Linked DNA regions of Homo sapiens: region 1 is linked to region 2. A link is a contact called in ENCODE Hi-C data. All regions are on one chromosome and are shown on one strand. The core of a region is the stretch at or near the end of the contact, and the rest is flanking DNA. Distances in the headings are between cores, read along the strand shown. Region 1 holds the start of GPR101 (G protein-coupled receptor 101). Region 2 overlaps ARHGEF6 (Rac/Cdc42 guanine nucleotide exchange factor 6).

What was found. A loop is a pair of places that touch in the nucleus more often than their neighbours do. Pooled maps may share reads with other maps.
Region 1: a pooled map shows a loop between it and region 2 (8-fold over the local background). The contact joins the promoter of GPR101 here to the enhancer-like site in region 2. A Hi-C loop is called at or near these places in 2 of 37 single-sample maps with no recorded cell type and 5 of 50 pooled maps.

The regions. Positions count from the first base shown.
Region 1 is chrX:137,032,075-137,035,816 of GRCh38, reverse strand. GPR101 (G protein-coupled receptor 101) reads left to right here and starts at 1,822. Exons shown (of 2, transcript NM_054021.2): 1 at 1,822-2,015. RefSeq lists an enhancer at 3,722-3,742.
Region 2 is chrX:136,708,514-136,711,854 of GRCh38, reverse strand. ARHGEF6 (Rac/Cdc42 guanine nucleotide exchange factor 6) reads left to right here. Exons shown (of 22, transcript NM_004840.3): 8 at 3,085-3,180. Among named protein-coding and RNA genes, the nearest start is that of CD40LG, 62 kb to the right of the region's middle. Within about 2 kb of position 1,339, at least 7 of the 41 ENCODE cell types and tissues checked have a DNase peak (open chromatin) inside an H3K27ac peak, as active enhancers do.

The DNA of each region.
Region 1 (3,742 bases), core at 573-3,072, 320 kb before region 2:
CTCCCAAGTGATTGTAAAATCATTGAGTCTGAACAAACTACCGCTTGACAGTGCATGCCACCCAGGATTCTGTACCATGGCCAGCACGAAGCTAGGAATTAATAATAACTGTGAGTGATTATCACGGAAACTGTCTCTAGGAAAAATGACCAGGTTTTTACCATTCAACCTTGGGGAGATAAAATCAGGCATAGCAGAAAAAGGACAAATGATCTAAGAGCAAATGCAGGACTCCAGATCCAAAGAGCATTCTTGAGGCCCGATTATACACCTGTCTCATCTCCCTGTCTCAGAGGCAGGTGACGAGAAGGGGAGGAGGTATCTCCATCCAGCCCATCAACCAACTCCAAACCCTGTGCTCATTCTAGACCCTCCCCAACACCTCCTTGCCCTTATTCCCTGTCAATTTGCCTCTCTGTAGGTCTCTGCTTGCCCCGCTCTGTTGGACCTGTCAAGACCCTCTTTGTCTCCTGCCACAGCCTCCCTTCAGCTTTCTCCATCCAACACCAGCCCTGATTTTAGAATATCGCCCTACCTAAAACCCACCAATGAACAAGAATGGCAAATTATTTACCCTTGTGAAGGCTGGGTAATAGGAACATGGAGGATTATTTTATTATTCTCATTACGTTTGTGTATGCTTGAAGTCTTTCATAATAAAACGACTCTCCGACGACCTCCAGGGATCTCAGGGTAAAGTCCGAAGTCTGCAGACTGGCATTCAAGACCCCTCAGGATTTGTCTCTACCCAGTTTAACCAGCTAACCTCCTGGCACTCACCATGCTGCAGCCTGTTTTCCCAGCCTTTGGAACTCAAGTCTCTCTTGCAGCCCTAGTTTTACCCCATGCATCTTCTTTTTACAGAACACATTTCCCCTTGTGCCCTGCCTAGAAAACACCTCCTAATCCCTTGGAAATCTAATGCAAATGATCCCTGGTCTGGGTCACCTTCCCTACCTTCTGGGGGCAGGGAAGAGGGGGCCTCCTCAGTCCTGATATACAACAAATACCCAGTATGTGTTTAGGAGAGACCAGAATGTCTTGGCTAATAGAACGTGTGCAATATTTACTTGAACTTAGGCAAGTAGGGTAATCTTTCTTGGCTTCTGCTTCTGTCTCTATAAAATGAAGATAATAGCGGTACTTATCTCACAAGGCTGGGGTAAAGATTCAGCGGTATTCTCTGTGTAAACAGTTTAACACAGTACCTGGCAGAGAGAGGGGGAGAAAGAGGGAGAGAGGGAGAGATGCTGACTGACTTACAGACAGACATACTTCAATCAAAGAATATAGTGGGTAATTATGTGGCTTGTCTTAAATGAAATGCTTCCAAATCCCACAGGGAAAGCACTGCCGCTTAGCTCTTCCTGGGAGCTAGAGAAATTCGTGGAAAATCGTTGACATTAAAGTCACGATTCCTTTCTCGGGCTCAGGGGCTATTCATACTTTGGAGGGTTTTCAGAAGTCGAGGGGAGTCCCGGGCCCTCCTATTTGGAAGAATCGGAAGGATAGTGCAGGGTCTGTGCCTGGGAGCTGGCCCGAAATCAGGGGGCTAGGAAGGCACGGGGTTTGCACGAAAATCAGCCCCGGTGACAATCCCCAGTCTGTGAGCTCTCGGTGGACTCGGGGCCCCAGGGGTGGGAACCCGGAGTGAGAAAATCTGAGTGGGGTCTGGTGCACGGCCCCCCACCTGCCAGCCCCGCTCCCTGGGCTGCGGCGGCCTCGTGCGTCACGGGCGCAGGCGGGGGCCGAGGGGAGGGCGGCACCGCAAGGTGAGGGCACCGCGCTGCCTTAAGACGCCGCGCGCCCCCGCTGCCTCTCAGAGCTTGCAGCGCGGCGCGCTGGCCGGACGTGCGGGCACAGACGCTGTGCCCCGCTCCTGCCGCGCCCGCAGCGCCCGCTGCCCCGTGCCAGCTCGCAGCCGCCCGAGCCCCGAGAGGCGGCCGGGACGAGCGCGAGGAGCCCCGAAGGACCTGCACGCGGCGCCCGCGACGCCACGTCTGCAGCAGCAACAGGTAAGCAGCCCGGCCCTACTCCGGGCTCCGTGGCCCCCAGCACCCGGCAGGGCCCCGAGCCTGGGAGCCCACGACGCCCCCTCTGAAGCGTCCCGACGGCTGCTGAGCTACCAGGCGCGGTGGCCCGCGGTGCGGCCCCTTCTCGCCTTTCCCTAGCCATCCTCCCGCCCTCGCGTTTTCTCTCTCACTTTTTCTCGTGCGTTCTTTTCCCCCTTCCTCTCCATTCTCTCGTTTTTTCCTCATCCTTTCCCTCTTCCTCTGCTTGTTCTCTTTTCTTATTATTTTTTGCTTTTTCTGTCTGCGTCTCTCCCAGTCTGTCTTGCTCTCTCATTCTCTCTCACTCTCACGCTCCCATTTCTTCTTTTTTCTTTCTTTCTCCCTCTCTGTTGCTCACATTCTCTCTGTCTCTCTGTATGTATCTCATTCTTTCGCTGTCTCTCATTTCCTTTTTGTCTCTCTGCCTCTCAGTCTCTCTCGCCCTGCCTTTCTGACTCTCTCCACCACCCTGCACCCCTGCCTCTTTTGCCTTTCTCCCCAGCTCCTTTCCCACTCCCCTCGGCTGTCACCGACACCAAGCAGATCCGGAGAAAGCAAAGAGGATGCCAAATTGGGAATGGGGATGGGGCTGTGGAGGGTGAGGGTAGGGGAGCTCAATAGGCATCCTCTCTGCATTTTCCAGTCTCCATTGCACTGCTGATAAACTAAGGGTTTTTTAACCAAAGCCCGCGGTGGCCGGGGCGGCAGGTGGTTTCCACGGCAAAATAAAGTCCACAGGGAGACAGAGATCCAAAGAGACAGAGATCCAGCCAGAGAAAAACCAAGGTGAGGGGCCATGGGAAAAAGATGTAGAGAAATAGAGATGCGCACACACTCAAAGATACAAAGCAAGTGTTTAGCCAGAGTCCTGGGGTGACAGGAAAGTGAAGGACAGAGAAACCAACGAGAGAGTGCACACACTAAAGAGATAGCTTGAGAGACAGGTGAGACAAGCAGTAGAGTGTTAGAGATCAATGGAGAGAGAGGCAGAGTAATGCAGAGAGAACTTAGGCAGGGAGAGACAGAAACCACACGGAGAGACACAGAGACAAGAGGGTCCGAGAAAGACAGAGCAAGCGCACACGTGCCAGTGAGAGACAGAAGGAGACACCCAGAGAACCCGAGGGAGACGCAGAAACAAGAGAGTTGGAGAGACACGGAGACGGGCAGAGACACAGCGAACGACATTGAACAGGTGCGCTAGGGACCCACAAAGATGAACTGCTGGGGAAATAGACTGAGAGAGAAATGGAGAGACAAGAGAGCACTAGGGAAAGACGGAGACACACATGAACTAGCGAGCGACACAGTGACAGGCAGAGACACAGAGAGACAGAATGGATCAGAAAGAGACTGAGGGAGAGACGGGCAAGACTGTGAGAAAGATAGGGAGCGAGAGCGCAAGCCCTGCAGAGAAAGTGCGCTAGCGAAAGAGACACACACAGAGAGACTGAGTGACAAACAGAGTGGAAGAGATAAATGAGAGTAACAGGAAAGAGACAGCGTGCACGTGCTATCGAGAGACGGAGAAACAGAGACAGACATAAGTGAGAGACAAGGATGAGAAAGAATCAGGAAACGGTGAGACACATACAGACACACAACCCGAGAGATAAAGAAAAAAAGTGCGCTAGCGAGAGACACTGGAGAAGAGACAGAAACTGACGGTCGTAAACAGACAGAAACAGAGA
Region 2 (3,341 bases), core at 90-2,589:
GCACGTTGGCTGACGCCTGTAATCCCAGCACTGTGGGAGGCCGAGGCGGGTGGATCACTTGAGGCCAGGAGTTCAAGACCAATCTGGGCAACATGGCGAAACCCCATCTCTACTAAAAATACAAATTAGCTCGGCTTGGTGGTGCGCACCTGTAGTCCCAGCTACTTAAGAGGCTGAGGCAGGAGAATCGCTTGAACTCGGTAGGCGGAGGTTGCAGTGCGCCAAGTTCATGCCACTGTACTCCAGCCTGGGGGACAGAGTGAGACTCCATCTCAAAAAAACAAAACAAAACAAAACAAAAAACAAAGTATTTTTTGTTATTATCATGTGAAATATGAAGTGTTCTGTGAATCATATTTCTTAGAGCTGAAGTAAATCTGTAAATCATTGGGTCTAGTATCCTGGGAGAAATGACTATCTCTATTAAATAGAGAAGAAGCTGAAGTCCAGACAGGTTTACTGCCTTGCCCATCCCACAGCCAGTACATGGCCAGGCTGGAGCCACTGTGCCCCCTGCTGCCAAGTGAAACATGCTTTCTGTTTTCTGGAAGTGACAGGCAGAGGAGATGGAAACTGAAGTGGTAACTCTGGGAGGGGAGACGGTAAGATTTTAAATGAAGGAGAGGGACTGATTAGTGATCAAGAAACAATAAGAGGATTTAATGAGTTCTTTTCCTTTGGCTAAATACTCAGTAGTGAGATTGCTGGATGGAATGGTAGATCTACTTTTAGCTTTGAGAAAACTCTGTAGTGCTTTCCAAAGAGGCTGTACTAATGTTAGTACTAATGTACTAACATTCCCACCAGCAGTGTGTAAGTGTTCCCTTTTCACCACATCCACACCAACATCTATTATTTTTTACTTTTTAATAATGGCCATTCTGGCTGGGCGGAGGTGGTATCTCATGGTTTTAATTTGCATTTCTCTGATGATTAGTGATACTGAGCATTTCTTCATATGTTGGTTGGCCATTTGTAAGTCTTCTTTTAAGAAGTGTGTGTTCATGTCATTTGCCTGCTTTTTGATGGGATTATTTGTTTTTTTTTCTTACTGGTTTGTTTGAGTTCCTTGGAAAAGAGTCAGGGCCAAGGAGGTGAGAGACCTGAGTCAGACCTGTACTGTTCCTAAATGAATTCAGAATGCAGTGATAGTAAGTTTCCATTACTTCTCACTATCTTGTCGGCCCCAAAGTGATTTGAGCAAACCAGACTGACTATTATCTGATCGTGAAGGGGCCAGATAAGCCCCCAGTCAAGTTCAGGTAAGGCCCCAACTTAAGTTCTCACTGCTCTGAGAGAGCAACAACCAGGGAAGTTGGTTGGCTAAAGGTTTCACTTTAGAATAGGGGTTTTCCAGCTTGTGATTCAGGATGGCATTACAGCAGAGGAACTGGCAGTTTTTTATTCTCTCAGAGTTACTGGTAATGTTTGTTTTGGTCTTCTTCCCTTTCTTTCTTAGTCAGCAAAAAAATATTCTCTTGGGAATACTCCCCTGGTATTCTATATATATATATATATATATATGTATAATATATAATATATATATTATATAGCATATACAATACACTCCACCCCCAGGCTGGAGTGCAGTGGTGAGATCTCGGCTCACTGCAACCTCTGCTTCCCAGGTTCAAGCGATTCTCCTGCCTCAGCCTCCTGAGTAGCTGAGACTACAGGCATGTGCCACCACGCATGGCAATTTTGTATTTTTAGTAGCGATGGGATTTCGCCATGTTGGCCAGGCTGGTCTTGAACTGCTGACCTCAAGTGATCTGCCTGCCTTAGCCTCCCAAAGTGCTGGGATTTCAGGCGTGAGCCACCACACCCGGCCTAGTGTTACTATACACTTAAGGAGAAGAACATGTGGCAGACATGGGCTTTTTTATTTTTTGACAGAGTCTTACTCCATCACCCAGCCTGGAGTGCAGTGGCACGATCTCAGCTCACTGCAACTTCCGCCTCCCAGGTTCAAGCAATTCTTCTGCCTCAGCCTCCCGAGTAGCTGGAATTACAGGCGACTGCCACCACACTCGGCTAATTCTTTGTATTTTTAGTACAGACGGGGTTTCACCATGTCGGCCAGGCTGGTTTTGAACTCCTGGGTTCAAGTGATCCACCCGCCTCGGCCTCCCAGAGTGCTGGGATTACAGGCATGAACCACCACGCCCAGCCCAACCTTGGCTTTTTAAACAAATCTTCAGAAACGTTTTCTCCCAAAAAGTGGTTAAGAGCATGGACTCTGCAGCTAGAATGTTTTGGTTCAATTTCTGTCTTTGGCATTTCCTGGCTTTGTACCTTTGGATGATTTGCTTAACCTCTCTATGCCTGGGTTTCCCCACCTGTAAAATGGAAACAGCACTGGCATAATACCTACCTTAAAGAGTTATTGTAAGGTTAAAATAAGGTTTTAATTGTAAAATGCTTGTGTAAGTGTTCAGTGCTCTATGAGTGTTGACTCTTGTTATTATTATCACTTACTGTTTGGTAGGGGAGGAATGGATAAGAACATTCTTCATACAGAGGCCCTGGATAAAGTGGTTCAGTTTGCCTTTATTTGACTTCACTCTACTCCAGAAACAAACAAATCAATACTATTTTTTTCCTCCTACTTCATCTCATAAAGATTTCCTTTAATTGATGTATGAGCATTTTAGTTTAGGAGAAAGTTGATTTTGCTATTTTTTCTTGTGTATTATATGAGCATATATAATATCTTTCAATTACTGTTCCAGTTCATCCAGAGGAAGGTACTCAAGAGTTTTTTACACTTATTCACAGCTATGATGTATTTTTATCTATTTGTATACTTCAGTATTAAGCACTTGTTTTAATTTACCTGTTGCTTTATAAAATACCTAATTGTCCCTTACGACCACTCCATTTCTTTAGGATCATTATTCTTATTATATAAAAGAAAATCAAGGGGAGAAGCTTAAGAAGCTGCCTAAGACAATAGAGTTGTTATAAATTAAAAAGCAAAAGTTAAAATATAGGTATTACCTCCCTTTTATTTACCATATATTAGCAAACTATTAGCCAACTAGACTACAATAGATAACTACATGTACTGTATTTTTTTTTCAGTCTGAGTACTGTGGAGGTTACATCTTTACTGGGAAACTTCGAGGAAGTATGCACATTTCAACAGACACTCTGCCAAGCCTTGGAAGAATGTTCAAAGTAAGTGTGGCATATTTCTGATAGGATAGCCAGCAACATTGCTGTTTGTGTTTTGTTTTCCTTTTACCTGTTGCCTTTGATAAGGACACTTCATAGTTAAGTATTTGTTACAGCTCTGAACAAAGTAGCAATACATAGACAGTGTACTAGGTGGCAGTGTT